Linked DNA regions of Homo sapiens: region 1 is linked to region 2. Evidence: read pairs that join two places in POLR2A ChIA-PET (ENCODE). Cell type or tissue: OCI-LY7. All regions are shown on one strand. Links, peaks and the distances in the headings refer to the core of each region. The heading gives the core; the rest is flanking DNA. Region 1 overlaps LOC124903379 (a long non-coding RNA gene). Region 2 overlaps YY1-DT (YY1 divergent transcript).

Evidence for each region. ChIA-PET counts read pairs that join two places held together with the same protein. Peaks named below come from ENCODE experiments on the same cell type or tissue, not always from the same donor. Only the 100,000 strongest peaks of a DNase experiment are listed, where the experiment ranks them.
Region 1: POLR2A ChIA-PET joins it to region 2 with 13 read pairs; 3 of 35 experiments call an interaction of 5 or more read pairs at or near these places.

What each region holds. Positions count from the first base shown.
Region 1 is chr14:100,020,443-100,031,741 of GRCh38, forward strand. LOC124903379 (a long non-coding RNA gene) reads right to left here. Exons shown (of 2, transcript XR_007064329.1): 2 at 10,953-11,299. It also overlaps a transcript of EVL not described here. Among named protein-coding and RNA genes, the nearest start is that of EVL, 39 kb to the right of the region's middle. In OCI-LY7, for the core only: a CTCF peak has its summit at 4,988 (motif pointing left); a DNase peak (open chromatin) is centred at 4,939.
Region 2 is chr14:100,208,627-100,220,677 of GRCh38, forward strand. The region is part of intron 1 of YY1-DT (YY1 divergent transcript); the gene reads right to left. Among named protein-coding and RNA genes, the nearest start is that of YY1-DT, 24 kb to the right of the region's middle. RefSeq lists enhancers at 5,117-5,617, 6,295-6,344, 9,284-9,785 and a silencer at 5,355-6,074. In OCI-LY7, for the core only: no CTCF peak of the experiment used is centred there; DNase peaks (open chromatin) are centred at 5,585 and 5,965; H3K4me3 peaks cover 1,810 bases; H3K27ac peaks cover 1,016 bases.

The DNA.
Region 1 (11,299 bases), core at 1,862-9,861, 190 kb before region 2:
TCTGGAACATATGGAAGAGAGTGTGTGTGTGTGTGCACGCACACACACACACTTCCGACTTCTGAAAGCTTCTCATTTTTCAAATGCAATTTTTGTGCATTTTAGAACTGAGCATAAATTCCATATTGATGGGCAAAGAGTGATTGTGCGGGAACCTCAGTTCTACCTCTATGGGCCTTTTTTATTCCTCCAAATGTTGCTGCGGTAGACATTAAAACAATAAGAGAATAACCACCTTTCATTCTTCTAAGAGAAAACTACAGACCTGTTAGCCAGTCAAGGGAGTAGATAAGAGGATCATTAGATCTCCACAAAGAAAAGTCGGACCGTAAAGGTCGTCCCCTGCCCTTTTCAGTAAACTTGATACTTTGGATTCAGGAAGTTATCCTTTGTTTAGTCGTGTGTCTCTGCATTATTTCTAATGGCCTGGGTTTGCGACAAAGAAATTCTTTTTATGTGGCAGTGTGCTCTGGTGACATGGGCCCCTGCCCTTACAGAGTGACCAGAACTTTTATAATAGCCCCATTAGATGACTAACAAGAATTTATATAATGTCTGGCGTGTTACAGTAGATAGGCCCCTGGGTTCTAATGTCTGTTTCAGAAGTAGCTTTTGTGATCCTTGTGAGAGTTATGGAAGCGTTCTGTAATTTGTAGAAAGTAGCGCAATTGCGTAGTTCACGTTTTATTGTTAGCATTTACTCTAGATGAAGTACCCCTGTCTACCCTCTTGAACAGAGCTTGGAGCCTTTCATTACGTTTCATGGTTAGGGAAGAGGGTTATGTATGAACACATCCACTCGCATTGTGGTGGGCTTCTAATCTAAGGGTCAAGAGCTGGGTCTGATGAGGTGGGAGGGGGTTGAATTAAAGGCCATTGCACTGATTGAGAAAAGGGGGCTATCATTATGAAGGGTAGACCACAAAGGGGAGGGCTGTTACCTCTTGCTTCAAGCTTTTGCCTAAGCTGGCCCTGAAAAATTTTACTGGATGTGACTGCATTTTGTGACTGCTGCATGGTGTCAGACAAATGGCTTTCTTCTCTAGTCATGGAGTTTGTGTATGTGGGGGCCCCGTGATCATGGTGGGGCAACACAGGGACTCTAGAGGTACCTGGCTTTTTAGCTTAGTTCAGTGGGGTTCTCTAGCTTTAGCATGCAGCAGAATCCCTGGAAAGCTCATTAAAACTCAGATTGCTGGACCCCACTCCCAGAATTTCTCATTGAGTAGATCTGGGGCGAGGCCTAAGAATCTGTATTTCTAACAACTTCCCAGGTGAGTCTGATGCTGCAGATCTGGAGACCAGACTTAACAACCATTGGCTTAGGAAAAGCAGAAGATTACCTTCATGGAGATGGGAAGTTTGAGGCAAAGGCAGGGTGGAGGTACGGGTAAGAAAAATTGAGAGCAGACAGAAGCAGGTCAAGGACAGGTAGGTGAACCACCGGTCACTTGGGGAGGTTTTGCAGAGCAGTAAGATTATAAACCAAGTTCTCTGTTTCTTTGGGATGAGAATCAGAGAACTTGGTTTTATAATCTCGGTGCCGCTATGAACTAACTTGGTGGGCTTGGCAAGTCTCTTGATCTTTCTTAGTGTCAGCTGAAATGGGGAGAGTGATTCTCACCAAGAAACTCCATAACACTGTTAGAATTAAATGGGATAATATAAACTTTATGAATTACAGCAGTTCTTCCTACATGAATATAAAGGGGGAAGCACATCCTGGGGCCGGCTCCATCAGGTTATCCACACGTGCCTGTAGGCCTCGTTTGTGGACACGCTCCTCCACACATCCCCAGCCCTGAGAGCAGAAGGAAGGGCCACATTCTTGGTTTGTTTTTTTTTTTTTTTTGGAGACAGACTCACTCTCTGTCACCCGGGCTGGAGTGCAGTGGCACAATCTCAGCTCACTGCAACCTCTGCATCCTGGATTCAAGCAATCCTTCTGCCTCAGCCTCCCAAGTAGCTGTGATTACAGGCATGCACCACCACGCCCAGATAATTTTTTTGTATTTTTAGTAGAGACAGGGTTTCACCATGTTGGCCAGGCTGTTCTTGAACTCCTGACCTCATGTGATCTACCCACCTTGGCCCCCAGAAGTGCTGGGTTTACAGGCGTGAGCCACCACACCTGGCTGGCCACATTCGTTTTTAAAAGGAAGTCTGATTTTGACTCAGATGCATTTACTTATTGGACTATGAATTCCATGAGAGCAGAATTCATAAAAACAACAGAATCCTGCCTGTTTTTGTTTCCTTGGCACCTACAACTGCTTGACACACAGTAAGACCTTAATGAGCAGTTGGTACAGTGCATTTTAACCAGAACTTAAGGAAAAGCAAGCAAGCTATCCAGCTAGCTCGGCACAGTCCTGAGGTCGGTGCCATGGTGCCACGTGGGCTGTTTTGTGTGCTGGTTCAGGAGAACGTGTGGAAAAGCTGATAACTGATCTCCTGAGAAAAGCGTGGTGTCCTCAGCACACCCCACTTGCTGGAGTGCCAGAGAAGTCATCACGTTTCATTAAGGAATCCCTGCAGATGATCTCACTCCACTGAGCACTGATGGTTGTGATGATTTACTGCTGCCTGGGTCCCACGCCTAGAGAGTAATAGGAGCTTGAGAGGTTGGGCCAGTGTTTTACAGCTGCCTAGGGGATTTTTGTCTGCCATTGCCTACAAGACTATTGTTCTACCACCAGGCAAGCTGTTCTAGCTGGCTCTTGGGGTAGACACAGGTCACTTGTCCTTTTGCCCTTTTTTTTTTTTAATTTTTTTTTTTTGGAACACAGTCTCACTTTGTCACCTGGGTTGGCGTGCAGCGGCAGGATCTCAGCTCACTGCAACCTCCACATCCCAAGTTCAAGCAATTCTCCTGCCCTAGCCTCCTGAGCAGCTGGGATTACAAGTGCCCACCACCAAGCCCGGCTAATTTTTTTTTTTTTTTTTTTTTTTTTGAGATGGAGTTTCGCTCTTGTCTCGGGCTCCAGCAATTCTCCTGTCTCAGCCTCCCGAGTAGCTGGGATTACAGGCATATGCCACCATGCCTGACTAATTTTGTATTTTTAGTAGAGACAGGGTTTTTCCATGTTGGTCAGGCTGGTCTCGAACTCCTGACCTCAGGTGATCCCCCTGCCTCGGCCTCCCAAAGTGCTGGGATTACAGACATGAGCCACCGCACCTAGCCTAATTTTTGTAATTTTGTAGAGACGGGGTTCAACCATGTTGACCAGGCTGGTCTTGAACTCCTGACCTCAAGTAATCTGCCCACCTCAGCCTCCCAAAGTGCTGGGATTACAGGCATGAGCCACCGTACCCAGCCTCCTTTTGCCTTTTTTAAAAACTTTCTTAGACATCCTTCTACTGAACTGAAAGTTTTAAATAAACATTTGCCTGTTTCTACACACCACAGAGACTGTCTTGAGCATTTTGTGAAATACCATGTAGTTTTCCTTCTACCTCTGGACCCAGAACAGTGCCTACATTTCCTTACCACCCCAGAATGAAGAGTTTTAAATGTGACTTTTTCCCCCATAATCCGTCAAGCAAGAATGGAGCCCAAATCAGAGACTTCTGTTTCTCAGAACTCCTGGTATTTGACTTATTCCGATTTATTTCCGGGAGGAATGTAGTGTACCAAGATCTGAAATCCACAATTGCTATTTGTTAGTCACGTGAAAATGGAAGTTACTATTTTGAGTCTGTTTTATTTTTAAACAAAAACATCATGGAAGGGTTTGAAGTTCAAACTCTAACCAACTTTCTTTATTAATTCAAATTTATATCTACTCTTGGGAAATGTGATGGTTTTTCTTGCCCTTTCACTGGAATATTGAAACAAGTCAAAATGAGTAGTATTGGGGAAGACTTGAAGATGGCAAGGCTAAAGAACCATCCAAGTGTCAAGAGCCCAAGCCAGCTTGGTCTCTCTCATTTTCCAGGCTCCTGTAGTACCTTGAAGAAACAGATGTTTAGTACATTGATCTGAGCTGAGGAAATAAGTCTCAGATGAACAGGAGGTAGAGACTGGGCCAGGCAGGGAAGGGGAAGGAAAAGAACCTTGATCATTGAATACCTGCTGTGTGCCAATCACTGCTGATTGCTTTGCCCAAGGTAACTTTAACTCACATAAATGAAATGGACTCTCTCCTCCATACCACTCTAGCCACGTGGGCCTTGTGCTCCTCCTCTAGACCTCTTCACTGGTTGTATCTCTGCCTGGATTGCCCTGCCCCCAGGCAGCCATGTGGCTTGCTGGAGATGAAAACACAGTCCACATCAGAACTTGTCCTAAACTCTGGGCCCATATATCCATCTGCTTGTTTGATGTCACTACTGGAAGCCTAATTAGGCATCTCAAACATGTCTAACACGGTTCTCCAGCTCTTTCCTGTCCTTTCTTCAGTCTTCCGCAGCCCAGTCAGCGGCAGCTCCGCAACTCCTTCCTTCTAGTTGTTCAGTCATTCTTGACCCCTTTCTCCTACTCTCCACATCTCGTCTCTCATCCATCAAGCAGTCCTACCAGCTCTGTCTCAGAATATACACCAAATCCAACCACTTCCTACTGGCTCTACTACCACCAGCCTTGTCCAAATGCCAGCATCTGAATTGCTGCAGTAGCATTGTAACTGCCCTCCAAGCTTTCTGCCCTGTTCTCTAGTCTCAATTTTTCACCCATTTTCCTTTTTAAGATAAGAAGTCAAATCATGTCACTCCTGTTCTCAAACCACCCACCTCCCCTCCCAGTAACTTCCCACTTCACTGAGAGTGAGAGCACAAGCTCCTTTAATGGCTTACCAGGCCTGCTCAGCCTGGCCCTCTTATCAGATTCCATCTCTAACAGCACCCTGTCTCCTCCACACCACTCTAGCCTTACCAGCTTGTGCTGTTCCTTGAACACACCAGGCTGCCTCCTCCTTGAGGCCTGTGCACTGACAGTCTCTGCCTGGATTGCTCTGCCCCCAGGTGGCCACGTGGCTTATGCCCTGGTCTCTTCCAGGTCTCTACTCAGATGTTACCCTGACCTGTCTTTTTAATATCCCTCTCCCCACAATGGGCACTCCCTTTCTTTTTACTCTGCTTTATTTTTTGCCAGATCACATATCACCATCTATATACTGTAGCTTTAAATTTTATATTTGTTATTGTTTACCTCCCTTAGCAGAACCTAAGTGCCACAAGGATAGGTTTTTAAAAATACACAGTTGGCGGGGCGTGGTGGCTCACGCCTGTAACCCCAGCACTTTGGGAGGCAGAGGCGGGTGGGTTACCTGAGGTCAAGAGTTCAAGACCAGCCTGACCAACATGGAGAAACCCCTACTAAAATACAAAATACAAAAATACAAAATTAGCCAGGCATAGTGGCGCATGCCTGTAATCCTAGCTACTCGGGAGGCTGAGGCAGGAGAATCGCTTGAACCTGGGATGCAGAGGTTACGGTGAGCCGAGATCGGGCCACTGCATTTCAGCCTGAGCAATAACAGTGACACTCTGTCTCCAAAAACAAACAAACAAACAAAACACAGCTGTGGTGGGGCACAGTGGCTCACGCTTGTAATCCTAGCATTTTGGGAGGCTGAGGCGGATAGATTGCTTGAGCCCAGGAGCCCCAGATCAGCCTGGGTAACATGGCGAAACCCCACGTCTACAAAAAGTACAAAAATTAGCCGGGCATGGTGACACATGCCTGTGGTCCCAGCTGCTTGGGAGGCTGAGGTGAGAGGATCATCTGAGCTCAGGAAGTCAAGGCTGCAGTGAGCCAAGATCATGCCACTGCACTCCAGTGTCTCAGGAAAAAAAAAAACAAAAAAAAAACACAACACTGTTGTGTCCATAGTGCCTTGCATACAGTAGGTATCTAATAAATATTTGTTAAATGAATGAAAGAAATGAGAACAGACACTCAGAGAGGTTAAGTAATTTGCTTAAAGTCACCCAGCTGTTAAGGGAATCAGTCAGTTTCAGTTCAGTCCCTCTTTCCCAGATACTATGTGCCTGAAATGCCATCCTATAAATTGACCCTGTGTCTTAACCATCAGCCCAACCTTTCAGTCTTTCCTGTGGGCTCAGAGCTTGTCGTGGTGCCTGGCACGTGCTCCACAGATGTAGGAAAAGTAGGGAACTTCTAGAAAAGGAGCAGAGGGCTTGGGGTAGAATGACCTACCCTCCTCCCAGTTCCCACGGCTCTTCCATCCCATCTCTGTGTAGTGCTTACTACTGTGTAGTTGTATGATTATTAGTTTCTCTCACATCTTCTTCTCTACCAAAGCATGAGCTCCTTGAGGTCAGAGAGAAGGTCGTCATCTTGTATCCCTACCAACTACTGCTGACAGCATACTCTCAGCTCTGGGACGTATTATTAAATGTCTGATAATGAAAATACTTTGAATTAAGTAAGTCACAGTCCCTAACTGTGGGAGCTATGATCCCTCTCTGTCTTGGATCCCCGGGGCCTGTTGGAATCTACAACCATGTGGATCTTTGATAGATGATGGTGGGAGCACTGGTTGGTGGAAGAATGCAGAGGGCAGACAGACCAGGGAGAGAGAATAGAGCAGGTAAGACAGGGATGGACAGACCTCATTGACTTGACAGTTTCACCTGGTGTCCATCTGACAAGCCAAAAGCAAGGTGTTATTTGGGGAAACAAATTATTTATTTATAAAAATTTTAATTATTATAGATACTAAGTATACCTATTTATGGGGTACATGTGATATTTTGATACAAGCATACAGTGTACAATGTGTAATGATCAAATCAGGGTAACTGGAATGCCCATCTCAAGCGTTTATCATTTCTTTGTGTTAGGAAAATTCCAATTACACTTTTTTAGTTATTTTGAAATGTACAATAAATTACTGTTAACTCTTGTTGCCCTATTGTACTACTGAACACTAAATCTTATTCCTTCTATCAAACTGTATTTCTGTACCCACTAATTATCCCTCTTTATTACCCTCTCCCCGTTACCCTTCCCACCTCTGATAACCATCATTCTACTCTCTATCTCCATGACTTCAATTTTTTTTTAGCTCCCATATATTAGTGAGAATATGTAGTATTCGTCTCTCTCGTGCCTGCCTCATTTCACTTAACGTAATGTCCTCCAGTTTCATCTAGGTTGCTGCAAATGACAGAATTTCATTTTTTCTTATGGCTGAATAATATTCTACTGTATATTTATACCACTTTTTTTTTAATCCATTCATCTGTTGTTGGACGCTTAGGTTGATTTGTATCTTTTTTTTGTTTAGACAGAGTCTTGCTCTGTTGCCCAGGCTGGAGTGCAGTGGCATGATCTCAGCTCACTGCAACCTCCACCTCCCAGGTTCATGCAGTTCTCGTGCCTCAGCCTCCCAAGTAGCTGGGATTACAGGCATGCGCCACTATGCCCAGCTAATTTTTGTATTTTTAGTAGAGGCAGGGTTCCCACATGTTGGCCAGGCTGGTCTCAAACTCCTGACCTCAAGTGATCCACCCTCATTGGCCTCCCAAAGTACTGGGATTACAGGCATGAGCCACCGCACCCAGACTCAATTCCTATCTGGACCGTTGTGACTAATGCTGCAGTAAGCTTGGGAGTAAAATCAGTCTCTTCAGTATACCAATTTCCTTTCTTTTGGATATATATTTGACAGTGAGATTTCTGGATCATATGGTAGTTCTACTTTTAGTTGTTTTTTTGTTTGTTTGTTTTTTTTTTTTTTTTTGAGGAACCTCCAAACTGTTTTGGAGTGTCCACAGTGGCTGTACTAATTTATATTCTCACCAGCAGTGTACAAGGGCCCCCCTTTCTCCACATCCTTGCCAGAGTCACTTATTGGCTGTCTTTTTGATAAAACTGTGTGAGATGCTGTTGTGGTTTTGATTTGCCTTTCCCAGATGATTAGTGATGTTGAGCATTTTTTCACATACCTCTTGGCCATTTATATGTCTTTTGAGAAATGTCTATTCAGATCTTTTGCCCATTTTTAAATCAGAATATATGTTTTCTTTGTATTGAGTTGTTTGAGTCCTTTATGCACTGGGAAGCAGATAATTTAGTTGTTAGGATGGCAAAGCAGATATACTTAAAAATAACAATCTATCGGCCGGGCGCGGTGGCTCACGCCTGTAATCCCAGCACTTTGGGAGGCTGAGGCGGGTGGATCATGAGGTCAAGAGATCAGCGCCATCCTGGTCAACATGGTGAAACCCCGTCTCTACTAAAAATACAAAAATCAGCGAGGCATGGTGACACGCACCTGTAGTCCCAGCTACTCGGGAGGCTGACGCAGGAGAATTGCTTGAACCCAGGAGGCGCAGGTTGCAGTGAGCCAAGTTCACGCCACTGCACTCCAGCCTGGCAACAGAGCGAGATTCCATCTCAAAAAAAATCTATTCTTCATTATTAAATAAGCGTGCAGTTGTTGAGTTTTACTCAAAGTGAGGCAGTGTTGTAGATCTAGAGTCCCAATATCTGGCTCCATTTCCTACAAAAGAAATGTAAGCTATGACTGTCACTTTATTTCTCTAGGCCTTAGTTACCTCACATATAGCAAAAGGACTATTTTGAGGATAATGTATAGGAAAGAAGTGTATAAATTATAAAACATTGCTGTATTGTTTGTATATTTTACATTTTGTAATCAGTGAAAGTTTAATCAGTTAATGTTTAACAGATTCAAATGCCGTGTTTTAAAACAGTTTCTGTTATCTCCCATTCCTCTTTGCTTAGTGTAATAGTAGTTGCTTATGCTAATAACAAAAGAAAACAAAGAGGAAGAATTTAGCTGGGCTTCCCAGAGGAGTGAGTCCTGGAACAGAATACCAACTTGGGTCTCTATGTCTCCTGCTGACTACTTAGGGTAGTTGCAAACATATCCTCAACTATGTTGGTTCTGAAAAGTCAGGCAATGGGTCATTTTGGAGGTAGGGATGTGGGAGGGCCCTTTTGATACTAGGATAACCATTCATTGAACAAATACTTCCAGAACATCTACTCAATATAAGCCACAGTAGAAAATGTAAATATGTGTAATCCTTAGTCCTGCCTCCAGGAACACTGTCCTCAAGAGGTGTGGAACAGACAGACCAAAAGCATGGAGTAGCAGGTAGCAAAGATAATACTAACATAGGAGATTGGGATAGATTCCATAGGGATACAGATAACGTGCTGTGGCCGGGAGGTGGACACAGTTTTGCTGTATAAAAGTTAAAAGAGATTTTCAGGAGGAAGCATCTGTGGGAGTGAGCCTTGGAGGGTATAGGATTGGGGTGGATGAAAATCAAGACAAGGGCTGTTAGTAGGTGTGCGGGAGCTGAGGTATAGGAACAGGGGGACAGTGTGCTCTTAGCCATGCTTTAGCTGATTGAGGGGAGAGTTTTTGCTGTCTTCTCAGGGTATAACCCAGGTCCATTTTGTCCTTTCCCTGTGACTGGTGACTTCTCTGCCCTGAAGTTGGCTACTCTGCAGAGATAAACATTTTCACCTCTGGGGAATAAGTAGTAGTGATGGGAAATCCTACTAGGTGTTTTGCCATGCTGCTAGCACCTTGACTTTTCTTATCACCTTGAGCAATTACTTAAGTTCTCTGTGCCTTGGTTGCCTTACCTGTAAAATGGGACTATTACCAATCTCTGACAGTTACTATGCTAATTAAATGAGATTACCTTTTTTTTTTTTTTTGAGGTGGAGTTTCGTTCTTGTTGCCCAGGCTGGGGTACAGTGGCGCAATCTCAGCTCACTGCAACCTCCGCCTCCTGGGTTCAGTAATTCACCTACCGCAGCCTCCCAAGTAGCTGGGATTACAGACATGTGCCACCACGCCCGGCTATTTTTTTTTTTCTTTTGTATTTTTAGTAGAGATAGAGTTTCTCCATGTTGGTCAGCCTGCTCTCAAACTCCCGACCTCAGGTGATCCGCCTGCCTCAGCCTCCCAAAGGGTTGGGATTATAGGCGTGAGCCACCGCGCCCGGCCGAGATTACCTCTATAAAGCATTTAGATACTCAATAAATTAATTCTTTTAATTTACTGTAAGCAGCAAAGCATTTTATAGACACTTATCCTGGATTAGAAATTGCATGGGAGCCAGGAAAAAGGCTGATACATTCTCCAGCTAGAGTACTTCTAGTCTTCCCCTCTCCCTGAGCGTTCAGACTCAGAATGCCAGAAATCAGTCCTTGGAAGATAATCATGTTTGCTACTGAAATGTTTATGACACAGTGAACGAAACATGGTGTGACTAATCAGCTGAGAGCTTGGATCTTGGCTTGGTTTGCATGCAAATTCCCTGGTCTGAGAGATTAATAAGTTCCTTGCAGTTGACAAACTGGGACTACAGTGTTTTCTGGCTAACTGTGATAATACAACCAGAGCCCACCACCAAGTGACCCCTGGTTCTCTGAGTCTGCAGTGCTTCTGTACTCAGGCCACAGCCCATTGCATTATTCATTGTTGTACGTTTCTCCGTGTCCTATTTCATTATCCTTGGAGCCTAGTGTGATCAGTAAGTGTCTGTTGAACTAACTAGGACTACACGGGACAACTATGACGTATGAGGTCTCTTCCGTGTAGGGAAGAGTGAATTACAAGTGAGAACTCAGTGAAGAGCACCCTTCCAACAATTGTAGCTATGATGTGATACATTCTGGGGTGGTTCTCCTGGACAGCAAGAGAATCAACTAAAGAGCTTTCAAGAGTGACTTTCAACTTGGGAAATCTATGTAATGTTTCTCAACTGGGAAGGCCCATTGCAATCTAAAGACAGGTGCCCAGGCCACTCCTCAAACCTCTTAAGTCCAAATATGTGCAGGTGAAACCCAGACATGTGCACTGTTTAAAGTTCCACTGATGATTCTGATGTACACACCTCGTTGGAGTTCACGGGAAGAACCTGAGCTTGGGAACCTGGAAACCCTAGGTTCTAATGATGCTGCGTTAGTTTATGTAAGTCACATAACTTCATTGGGATAAAATAGGAATAATATTTTATTTGCAGAGATGTTCAGAGAGGAGAATGGCCATGTGTGAGCTTTCATAATCAAGAGCACTGGAAAATGAAAAGTGCTATAACATGCTTTTGAATTCCACTGGCACCTCTGAAGGCAGATTGAACCTAGATGTGTTAGAAGTGTGGCTTGTACAGACTACAATGTTTGATCTAGAACTTATGCTGGTTCGTGGTCTTTCCTGGGTTTGATACTCAGTGACTAGTCACTGGGCTCTTCAGGGCATTTCGTAATAATTTACAGACATGAAGAATTCTTTTCACTCCAGTCAGCCAGTTCAGATCCTTCCAGATGCCAGGGTTGACTCAC
Region 2 (12,051 bases), core at 1,971-9,970:
AGGGCTCCTCAAGCCAAGGCCGAGGAGGAACCGAGAGCGAGCAAGGGCTGCCAGCACGCTGTCACCTCTCAGGATTATAGGTGCCTGTCACCATGCCTGGCTAATTTTTTTGTATTTTTAGTAGAGAAGGGGTTTTGCCATGTTGGCCAGGCTGGTCTTGAACTCCTCACCTCAGGTGATTCTCCTGCCTCGGCCTTCCAAAGTGTTGAGATTACAGGTGTGAGCCACCACACCCGGCCAAAACATATTATTTTTTAAGGAAATGGATGGATACTACTTTTGGTCCAGGCATTATGCCAGGCCTCCTACCAAGAGCCTGCTTCTCTCTCTTTTTTTTATTTTCTAAGAGGGAGTCTCACTCTGTCACCCAGGCTGGAGTGCAGTGGTGCAATCTAGGCTCACTGCAACCTCCGCCTCCCGGGTTCAAGTGATTCTCCTGCCTCAGCCTTCCAAGTAGTTGGGATTACAGGCGCCCACCACCACGCCCGGCTAATGTTTGTATTTTTAGTACAGATGGGGTTTCACCATGTTAGCTAGGCTGGTCTTGAACACCTGACCTCAGGTGATCCACCTGCCTCGGCCTCCCAAGGTGCTGGGATTACAGGCATGAGCCAGCATGCCCTGCCTTCTTTTTTCTTTTTTTGAGACGGTCTCATTCTGTCACTCAGACTTTAGTACCGTGGCGCAATTGTGGCTCACTGTAACCTCAAATTCCTGGGCTCAAGCATTCCTCCCACCTCAGCCTCCTAAGCTGGTGGACTACAGGTGTGCTCCACCATGCCCAACTAATTTAATGTCCTGTAGAGATGAAGTCTCACTATGTTGCCCAGGCTGGTCTCAAACTCCCGGTCTTAAGGGATCCTCTCACCCTGGCTCCCCAAATGCTTGGATTACAGGTGTGAGCCACTGCACTCAGCGAATGTGCTTGCTCTCTTTTAGTTACGTTTTTTTCCCTTTCAGTTGCTTTTCTATGGTTTTTAAGGAAAAAATGTATCAGCTGGATATGGTGGCTCCTGTATGGTGGCCAGGTATGTGGAGCCTGTCTATAAAAAATACAAAAATTAGGCGTGGTGGTGTGCGCCTGTGGTCCCAGTTACTCAGGAGGCTGAGGTGGGAGGGTTGCCTGAATCTGGGGAGTTGAAGGCTGAAGCCCACTGCACTCCAGCCTGGATGATGGATTGAGACTTTGTTACAAAAAGAAAAAAAAAGTATCAATTTGTGTCTTGTGTCATTCCAAAAGGAAGAGGCAGCTTCGGTAAAAATGAGTATAAAGTAAAATAAAGGTAGAGGAGTCAGGCAAAGGAGTATAGTTAATATGCAAAATTGCACGGCAGGCTGGGCTCGGGCGAGGCTCACGCCTGGAATCCCAGCACTTTGGGTGTCTGAGGTGGGTGAATCCCTGGAACACAGTTGTTTGAGACCAGCTTGGACGACATAGTAACCATGTCTCTAAAAACAAACAACAAAAGTACATGGCAGAAGGTCCTGCACAAATGCCAAGGGGGGAAGAGGCGAAATTCACATTTGACATCCTGCTTCCTGATGGCCAGTACAAAAGAGAAACAGGGTTAGATAGGGATCCTAAGGTTAAGAATCTTATTAATTACTTAGGAGGCTGAGGCAGGAGAATGGCGTGAACCTGGGAGGCGGACCTTGCAGTGAGCCGAGATTGCGCCACTGCACTCCAGCCTGGGCAACAGAGCAAGACTCCGTCTCAAAAAAAAAAAAAAAAAAAAAAAAAAGAATCTTATCAATTACTGAGAACTCAGGGAAACCTCTGCTGTGGGTCTCCATGAAGGGGCCTGTGTGAATGGAGAGGGTGTGCATTGTGATATTTGGATGTTTGGAAAATCCAGCTAATCTGGGGAGAGTCAACTTTGTATCCTAGTCCTGAATCTTTTTTTTTGAGATGGAGTCTCGGTGTGTTGCACAGGCTGGAGTGCAGTGGCGCAGTCTCGACTTACTGCAACCTCTACCTCTTCGGTTCAAGTGATTCTCCCACCTCAGCCTCTGGAGTAGCTGGGATTTGATTACAGGCATATGCCACCACACCCAGCTAATTTTTGTGTTTTCAGTAGAGATGGGGTTTCACCATGTTGGCCAGGCTGGTCTCGAACTCCTGACCTCAAGTGATTCGCCCACCTCGGCCTCCCAAAGTTAGTAGAGACAGGGTTTCACCATGTTAGCCAGGATGGTCTCGATCTCCTCACCTCATGATCCGCCTGCCTCAGCCTCCCAAAGTGCTGGGATTACAGGCTTGAGCCACTGTGCCTGACCTGGATCATTATTTTTTAAAAATCTTTATTGTCTTTTTTCTGATTATAAAGGTAATATATGCTCATTATCAAATTTTACAATAGTTTGGAAATATATAATACAGAATGTGAAAGTTCTCTGTCCAGCCTGGGCAGCATGGCAAGACCCCGTCTCTACAAAAAATACAAAAATTAGCTGGGTGTGGTGTGCACACCTGGACACCTGTAGTCCCAGCTACTAAGGAGGCTCAGGTGGGAGCATCACTTGAGCCCAGAAGTTGAGGCTGCAGCAATCCCTGATTGTGCTACTGCACTCCAGTCTGGGTGACAGAATGAGACCCTGTCAAAAAAGAAAGGAAAGGGAGAAGGAAGGAAGGGAGGGAGGGAAAAGTAAAAAGAAAATTCTGTTATTCCAGCTCAGATCTAAACGGATCATGTTTTTTGGATAAGTGAATAAACTTTTCTGCCTTCTTCATAAGATGTTGGGTGAATCCAATGAGATAAAAGGTCTGTACCCATTGGGTAGGTGGGTAGGTGTGGTTATTACCCAGGATCCCCATGCCGGGCTCAGGGGGCCTGTGCGAGCCTTTCTCCGCCATCCTCCACACAGTGCTAGAGTATCCAAAGGCCTCCGTGGCTCCCCCCGTACGCGCCCTCCTGCCCGCCAGCCCCAGGTGCCTCAGCCTGGTGCCTCAGGCTCTTCCCAGTGCCCCAGGCTCTTCCCAGTGTCCCAGGTGTCCTGCCCCAGCCCAGGTGTCCAGGCTCAGTTGTCATTCTTCCTCCAGCTCTGAGGCACCAGGCAGCCTCACTCCTCTACTCCCAATCCAGTCTCCACTTCTGTGTCCAGGTCGTGTCCTCTGCCTGGGGTGTCCTCCCTTCTCCCATCACTACCTTTCGCACCCGAGGTCTGGAGGCTCCCAGCCATGGACTGTGCTCCAGGATCCTCTCCGCAGGAAACCAGTTCACGGTTCTCTCAACTTTACCTGCATGGGTAGAAGAAACTTAACAACCACCTCCTGGTTTTGTGGCTGACTGGTTTCGTGTGCTGTACCGGAGGCTCCTAAGGGCCGAGCTCCCCAAGCTGAGCTCAGTTGTCCAAATGGGACTTGCAGGTTCACCCCTCGGGCCTTTGGACTACAGTGTCCTCCTACTCCCTTCCATCCTCTCCTGCATACAGGTAATTCCTACTGACCTTTAGGCCTCACCCAAGCAGCACCTCCTCCGTGAAGCCCTCCCAGCCTGCCCCAGTGGTCCTGCCCTCTCCTTCCCCCCTCCAACTCACACTCCTGGTGCCCCCACCATGCTGGGAGCATCGAGACAGTGGCTGCTTCTCAATCCCCTGCATCACCAAGTCTCCCTTGGCTGGGGTGACCACGGGTGCACAGGGTGAATGAAATCAGAAGTGTATTTGGTTTTTGTCTTAATGATGACTTAACCATTTTAAGAAGTGTTATCACTCAAAGTAGAGTTCCCTCCAGAGGGCATGGGCTTATTCTCACATGTGGCCAACTCTCCCATCACCTTGGCCTCTGCAGAGGCCCTTTGAGCTGATGTACCGGATAGCAGTGTGGCCAGGGCAGGCTGGATGGAATCCCTCATGCACCACTTGCCAGCTCCCAGACCAAGGGAGCCAGCCTTGACCTTTCCCAGGGCCAGGTTCCCCACTGGTGAAATGGGATCTTAGGACACGACCTGTGAGAAGGTATGCAAGACCCCCCTCAGGAGCCTGGTCGGAAGGGCTGGTGACACAGCCTTTGCTGTTGCCAGGGGAGGGTGCCCAAAGATGAGTCAGGCGGCTGCTGACTGCAAGATGCTTAGAAAACATGGTGGGCATGACCTTTTCCATCCATCCATCCATCCATCCATCCATCCATCCATCCATCCATCCAATAAACATGCGTTGAGCACCAGTATTGAAATGGGCCCTAGGGATGGAGCAGCCCCAGCCCAGGCCTTGCCTAGCTCAGCCCAGCAGGAGGCCAGGCCTGAACACAAACCCCTGAGATCAACACACAGGCTCTGTGTGGAGCTGGGAAGATACTAGACAGCAAGAGAAGAGAGGAAACCCCATGCTGGGGGTGGCATGGGGTAGGGTATTTTCAAGGAGACAGGAGGTTGGGGTGGCAGAGGGGGCAGGGGGATGGGAAGGCCCAGCAGAGGGAACAGCATGTGCAAAGGCCCAGAGTATGAAAACTGGCTCTGTGCTTCTCTTTAGGCAAACACCGGGGTCAGGGAGGCTCTTCCTCTCTGCCCCTCCCACTGAGCTCTTCACACCCCGTCACATGGGTGGGGGTTCTTAACCTGGGATCCACAGAGAGAGGGGAGGGGAAGGGAGGTCAGAGGATAGAAGCCAGGGGGCTTCTGAATTTGGGTTGAAGGAATGTATGCGATCTCATTTTCACCCACCTCTGATATTAAAATTCCCACAGTAGTAGGTGTTAGCTGTCCCTGTGACTTTGTCACCAAGAGAAACCCAGATATATTCATATCACATTTCAGCTGTTGCAGAAATCTCTAAATATCATTTATACTCACTGGTATTTCAAAATCATGGTGAATATTAGACTTGCAACTTTAGTCTTGTTATTTAATGTGTGAGTAAAATACATTATTACATGTGTGTTAAGAATTTTATTAACTGTTACTGTATTTCTTTTCTCTCTTTCCTTCTGCAAGTCTCACTCTGTCGCCTAGGCTGGAGTGAAGTGGCACCCATCTCGGCTCACTGCAGCCTTGACTTCCCAGGCTTAAGGGATCCTCCTGCCTCAGCTCCCGAGTAGCTGGGCCCTCAGATGTGCTCCACCACGCCCGGCTAATTAAAAAAAAAAGTTTTTGTAGAGACGGTCTCACTATGTTGGCCAGGCTGGTCTCCAACTCCTAGGCTCAAGCGATCCTCCCGCCTCGGCCTCCCAAATTGTTGGGAAAACCGGCGTGAGCCCCGCGACCAGCCAACTATTTACCATAGTAGCCTTCCTTCCTAATCTTGTTATTTTATTCATCTAAAAATATTTTGAGAGGGGCTTTGTAGGCTTCCCCAGGCTGCGTCAGGGTCGGGATCTAGAGCGAGGACCAGGCTGGGGCGAGGGCGCCGTGTTCTCAACTGCAGGGCCTGAAGCGGGGCGGGAGGGTAAGGGCGCACACTACCCAGGCAGGGACAGGGACCCCGCAGAGCCTGCCAAGGGGCAGCCACGCGGCCCACGGAGCCGGAGATGAGGGAGGAGCCTGGCCCGCGCCCGGCCCCCGCTCGGGTCGGTGTAGCCCAGCCCCAGCCTCCCAACTGCTGAGGATGAGAGCAGGGCCGCGGCCTTCGCCCGGCGCAGCGCCTGCGTTCCCGCCGCCCTTCCCAGTGCCGCGAGGAAGCTGCGGCAGGAAGAAGGGCGGAGGTGCCCCGGGCGCCTGAGACGCCCGGCAATGGCCCCGCTACTCTCGCCGCGCACACGCAAAGCCGCTTCCCAGGCAGTTGCGGCGTTCGGGGCCCGCTTCCTCTCGGGCCGGGCCTTCGCCGGCCGCCTGCCCGTACAGGTGTCCCCCGGCTCCGTGACTGCGACTCTCCCAGCGGAGAGGGTCTCCCAGGAAGCAGGGGCGAGGAGCCCTCGAAGGTCTCGGGCGGCAGCGGCTCTCGGCGCAGAGGGCGGAGGGTACGACCGCGACACAGGCGGGGCGGCAGCTAGCTCGCGAGGTGCACCCGGCACAGGCCCCGCCCCGCGCTTCCGGCTCTCAGGGCCCTCGTGCCCCGCCCCGCCCTCCTCCCCGGGGCCCCTCGTCCCCCGCGCCCGCCTAGCCCCGCCCCGGCTGTGCTGGATCCTCGACGCCCATCGCCAGGGGTGGAATCCCAGCCCCGCCTAACACAGGTGGAAAGAGGCGCAGAGAGGCCTAGTGACGAGCTGGGATCACAGGGAGTTGATGGCAGCGCCGGGAGAGCCCAGGCTCCGAACTCCCGGGCTGGGTTCTGCCCCTACAGCCCGAAAAGAAAGCAAGGGAGCCGGTGAGGGTGACACCCAGATAGGGGCGAGATGCACATTTCGTGTTCCCAAGGTGGTGTCTGTAGTAAGATAAGTGAAACTCGAGGCCCAAACGAGGACAGAGCTCAACACACATTCTATTTTTTCAAGAAGGCAGGGAGGCTCCGAGTCAACCTGCTGAGTCAAAATCCAGACCCCAAGCATTCCTAAGCCGGGCCAGCTTCAGCCTCAGTGCCCCACGCCTCGGTTTCCTTATCCGTAAATTAGCGTAGTGTGTAGCTTGTACTTACTCAGGTAGATAATTATACGCCTTTTTAAAGCGGAGAAGAGAAGAAATGCTCTCATCCATTAGCAGTGGGATTCTGGGTGATTAAAACTCGTTTTTCAGTGCTCACCTGTCGAGTGAAAGCTGTCTTATTTCCACTCACTGGAGAGCTCTGGAGACTGGAAGCTGTGAGTCTTGGTTACTGATGTATTCCAGCTCCATATGGTGCCTGGTGCTTCGTATGTTTTGTTGACCGAATAAGCAAGTAACTGGAAGCATATACCCATCCTCTCGGATCACTCACTTGGGTAGGGAGTGATTATAATTCTACCCCAGAGCGGTCTTGATCATACGTGGAAATTGGGAGCTATAGGAGACAGGGCCCTGCAGTTAAAGGGAAGGGCAGGCTTCCCGGAAGAAGTGGCCCTAGTGGCAGGAGGAGTCTGGATGGGCCACACGTGGGCGGAGGCTCCAGCACAGGAGGCCCAGGCGTGCCTCCAGTTCAGCAGGACACAGCAGAAGGGTAGGATAGGCAAGTGGTTTGGCCACAGGTGAGGGCCCTGAGTCTGACAGTAAATCTACATTTTATCAGGGGACAGTGGGGACCGGTGGAGAGAGCTGGGAACAGGAAGACTGGCTGGGGAGGAGGCCTGGGGCAGTGCTCCTTAGGGTGCCACTATGGTCCACCGGTGAGGTGGTCTGGTCTGGAAGGATGGGAGGTTCATGAAAGACCAAGTTAATCAGGAGTCGACCTTCCTGCAGAGCAAACTCCAGGCCCAGATGGCATCCTCCGTGAGTTTTAATATACATGTATGGAACAAAGAGTTCCGCTTTTATACAAACTCAGAACACAGAAAAAGAGGGGACTGCCCAACTGGTTCGGTGAGGCAATGATAACCTTGACACCAACACCTAATAAGGGAAATATGAAAAAGAAAAAGGACAGGGCAATCTCATTCATGAAAAATAGACACAAAAATCCTACACGAGTAACAAACTGAATCTGGCAGCTTCTAAAAAAGACAATACAACACAGTCAAGCCTGTTTCTCTCAGGAGCGCAGGGTCCGTCAGCATTGGAAAACTCAGCATCATCTATCACTTTAATGGAAAAAAGGAAAAGACATACCATCCTCTCTAGGCTCGTAGAGAAAACTAAAGATCCACTCATGAGAAAAACTCTTAGCAACCTAAGAATGGAAGGGACTTCCTTGCCCTGACAAAGGGTAGCTGTAAAACCCCATAACAAACATCGTAGATAGTGGAGGAACAATGATAGCTTTCCCTGTGAGAATGGAAACATGGCAACGATGCCCACTGTCACCACCTCCAGTAGGGTGCAAACTGTACGGGAAGTCCAGGCCAGGGAAGAAAGGCAAGGAAAAAGAAAAGGATATAAAGATCTGAAAGGAAAAAAACAAACTGTCATTATTTAGAGATGATATAAAAGCCAAAGAATCACAAGGTAAGTTACCATGAGAGTTTAGTGAGCTTGCTAGATATAAAAATCAATATACACAAACCCACTGCATTTTCATTTAAAAAATTTTTATTTATCTTTTGAGATGGGGTTTTGCTATGTTGCCCAGGCTGGAATGCAGCCTCCTGGGCCCAAGCAATACTCCCACCTCAGCCTTCTGAGTACCTGGGACTATAGGCACTCTCAGCTGCATTTTAAAATTCCAGCTGTAACAGTTAAAACATCCAGCAAGAAAAATCATTTATAGGCTGGGTGCGGTGGCTCACACTCCCAGCACTTTGGGAGGCCGAGGTGGGCAGATCATGAGGTCAGGAGATCAAGACCATCCTGGCTAACACGGTGAAACCCTGTCTCTACTAAAAAATACAAAAAAAGTTAGCCGGGCGTGGTGGCACACACCTGTAGCCCTAGCTACTCAGGAGGCTGAGGCAGGAGAATCGCTTGAACCCAGGAGACGGAAGTTGCAGTGAGCCGAGATTGTGCCACTGCACTCCAGCCTGGGCGACAGGGCGAGACTGTGTCTCAAAAAAGAAAAAAAAAAATTTATAATAATATCACAGACCTCTTAATAAAACAAGTACATACAGAGATCTCAGGAAAGAAATAAAATAAAACAATTTTTTTTTCTTTTTTGAAACAGTCTTGCTCTGTCACCCAGGCTGGAGTGCAATGGCACGATCTGGGCTCACTGCAACCTCTGCCTCCTGGGTTCAAGTAATTCTCCTGCCTCGGCCTCCCAAGTAGCTGGGATTACAGGCGCCCGCCATGACGCCCAGCCAATTTTTGTATTTTTGTAGAGACAGGATTTCACCATGTTGGCCAGGCTGGTCTCAAACTCCTGACCTCAAGTAATCTGCCTGCCTTGGCCTCCCAAAGTGCTGGGATTACAGGCACGAGCCACCGCACCTAGCCAAGAAAACAATTTTTTTAAAAGTACAAGATCTCTATGGAGAAAATCAGAAACCCTGATTGTGAGACAAAGGGGACATTGTAACTAGAGAGATATACCGCGTCCATGGATTAACATTAAAAGAAGTCCACTTTCTCCATGTGATTTATAAGATCCATGCAATCCCAATTAAAACCCCAATGGTGCAAAGCAATAAAGAAATGCAAGGCTGTATCACATCACAAAACTGCACTAGGACCTGTAGGGAGAAGGAACGGTCATGGTCAGGCTGGGGCACAGCCTCTGGGATGCTGGCTGTGTTTATATCTTTACCTGGGTGCTGGTTCATGATACAATTATTCTCTAACTTCTTTGCACAGTTTTTGTATACACTTCTGTATGTATACCTTTCTCACCAAATTGAAAGCAAAGGAATAAAATGTAGAGACTATCAGAAAAAGGACAGCATTTAGTGACTCAATGTGAAAGCAAGAGGGGCTTGAGGAGTCAAAGATAACTGTGTAATAGAGGGCCATTTTATTTCTGGACTCAGAACTAAGGTTGAGTCTCCCCCGCTTGCCCATGCTTCCAGGAGCACACTCTCCTGACTTGATGCAGCCGGCAGGGCTCTGGCCACCAGCCTTAGTGCTTTGGAAACAGGTCCCCCCACTTCTGCCCTTCTCAGTGACTTATCTCTACCTCTTGCCTCGTGCACCCCAGCGCTGTTCTACTGGCCAGCCCGTGCCCCTTCTGCTTGCCAAGTGCCAACCTCTGAGCCCCATCCTGAACACCTGTTGCAGCCCAGCAAAGCCCCCTGTGCCAGCTTCGATGCCTCATTGGAACAGGAATGGCACTGGTCAACAGCACAGCACCTGCTCACAGAACCTGCTGGGCCTGGGCTAGAAGCCTGGCTTCAGTGCCCACCCGCTGCCACTCATGTCTGTTTGTATCAACCGCTGTTTTCCTAGCCCCGGCTGATTCTAGCAAGGCACAGGGTAAAAGAGAGGTGGCCCTGTCTGCTGGTGCTCACAAGCTTCTGGGCAAACTGATGATGGCCTGACTGATGGCGTCTTCAGTGAGCGAGGTCCTGCAGGACAGCACGTGGGAGGCCCTGCCTGGTCCTGCCGTGGCCTGCTCCACAGGCTTCAGTCTCCCCACCCTGGTCCTGGGCGCACCCAGTGAGCTCCTGTAAACTATTATAAAAGCCCACGTGGAAGCTGGCAGAAATGGGCCCTTTTTGTTGTGACTTTGTTTTTTTGAGACGGAGTCTCACTCTGTCGCCCAGGCTGGGGTGCAGTGGTGTGATCTTGGCTCACCGCAACCTCTGCCTTCTAGGTTCAAGCAATTCTCCCACCTCAGCCGCCCGGAGTAGCTGGGATTACAGGTGTGCGCCACTAAGCCCCAGCTAATTATTTTTGTATTTTTAGTAGAGATGGGGTTTTACCATGTTGGCCAGGCTGGTCATGAACTCCTGACCTCAAGTGATCTGTCCACCTTGGCCTCCCAAAGTGCTGGGATTACAGGCGTGAGCCACCACACCCAGCCCAGTTGTGACTTTTTAGGGCACTTTTCATACATACAAATCTATTTCAACCCAGAGGGGATGTACCCAAGGTCACACTGCATTGGTAGCATGGTGAGTAGAATTCGGGTCTCCTGATTTTTGGCCAGTGCTCACCCCTCCTCTGCTCTGTGCTTCCATAGCAACGTCCCAGTGCTCTTCATGGAAACACACTTAGGATATACCAGGAAGAAGGCACCAAGCTAAGTTTCTTTATATGTACCACCTAACTTCATTCTCACAATCACCTTGAAAGCCAGGCCTGCTTCTCTGCTGGGGCTCAGAGAGGTTAGGTCACTTGTCCAAGGTCACACAGCTAGTAAGAGTGAGGACTGAAGCAGGAGCAGTTCTGTGTTCTTTCTATTCATTTCCAGCTCGGACATCATTTCAGATGCAGTAACTGAAGCAAGGAATTTGAGCTGAAGGGGGCAGGTGCTGGGAAGACACAAGGGGCACCACTGTTGCCAGTTTGTTAAAATGTCAAAGCACCGCCAGATTCAGAGCTCTCACTCCCCCAAAGGTGAAGTCATCTCAGGCTCTAGGCACAGGGCCCAATGCTATGCAAGGCCATGAGCTAATACAAGCCCAGACTGCTGGGCCTTGTGTTCTCTTCTCCTTGTGGTATCAGTTTCCTTTTCTTCATACCTCTTTGTCCCAGTTAACTCCTGTGTTTTGCGAAGTCTAAGGTCATTTTAAAGGCAGACACAGGGCTGGGCATGATAGCTCACTCCTGTTATCCAAGCACTTTGGGAAGCCTAAGTGGGAGGATCCCTTGAGCCCAGGAGTTTGAGACTACCCTGGGCAATACAGCAGGATCCTGCCTTTTTTTTTTTCTTTTTTTTTTTTTTGAGATGGAGTCTCGCTCTGTCGCCCAGGCTGGTGCGATCTCTTGCAGTGGTGCAATCTCGGCTCACTGCAACCTCCACCTCCCGGGTTCAAGCAATTCTCCTGCTGGAGACTCTGGAGTAGCTGGGACTACAGGCGCCCACGACCATGCCCAGCTAATTGCTGTATTTTTAGTAGAGACAGGGTTTCACCATGTTGGCCAGGCTGGTCTCAAACTCCTGACCTTGTGATTCACCCACCTCGGCATCCCAAAGTGCTGGGATTACAGGCATGAGCCACCGTGTCCGGCCAGGATCCTGCCTCTTAAAAAAAAATGTATATGTATATTTTCAAATCACGGTCTCACTCTTGTCACCCAGGCTGGAGAGCAGTGGCACAATCATGGCATATCTGTATTTATTTATTTATTTATTTATTTATTTATTTAGAGAAAGAGTCTTGCTCTGTTGCCCAGGCTGGAGTGCGGTGGCGTGATCTCGGCTGACTGCAACCTCCACCTCCCAGGTTCAAGTGATTCTCATGCCTCAGCCTCCCGAGTAGCTGGAATCACAGACATGTGCCACCACTCCTGGCTAATTTTTGTACTTTTAGTAGAGATGGGATTTCGCTATGTTGGCCAGGATGCTCTCAAACTCCTGACCTCAAGCCACCTCGGCTTCCCAAAGGGCTGGGATTATAGGCGTGAGCCACCATGCCCGGCCTACAGAAATATTTAAAAAAAAAAATTAGCCAGGCATGGTGGTGGTGTGCACCTGTTGTCCCAGCTGCTAAAGAGGCTGAGGTGGGAGGATCAC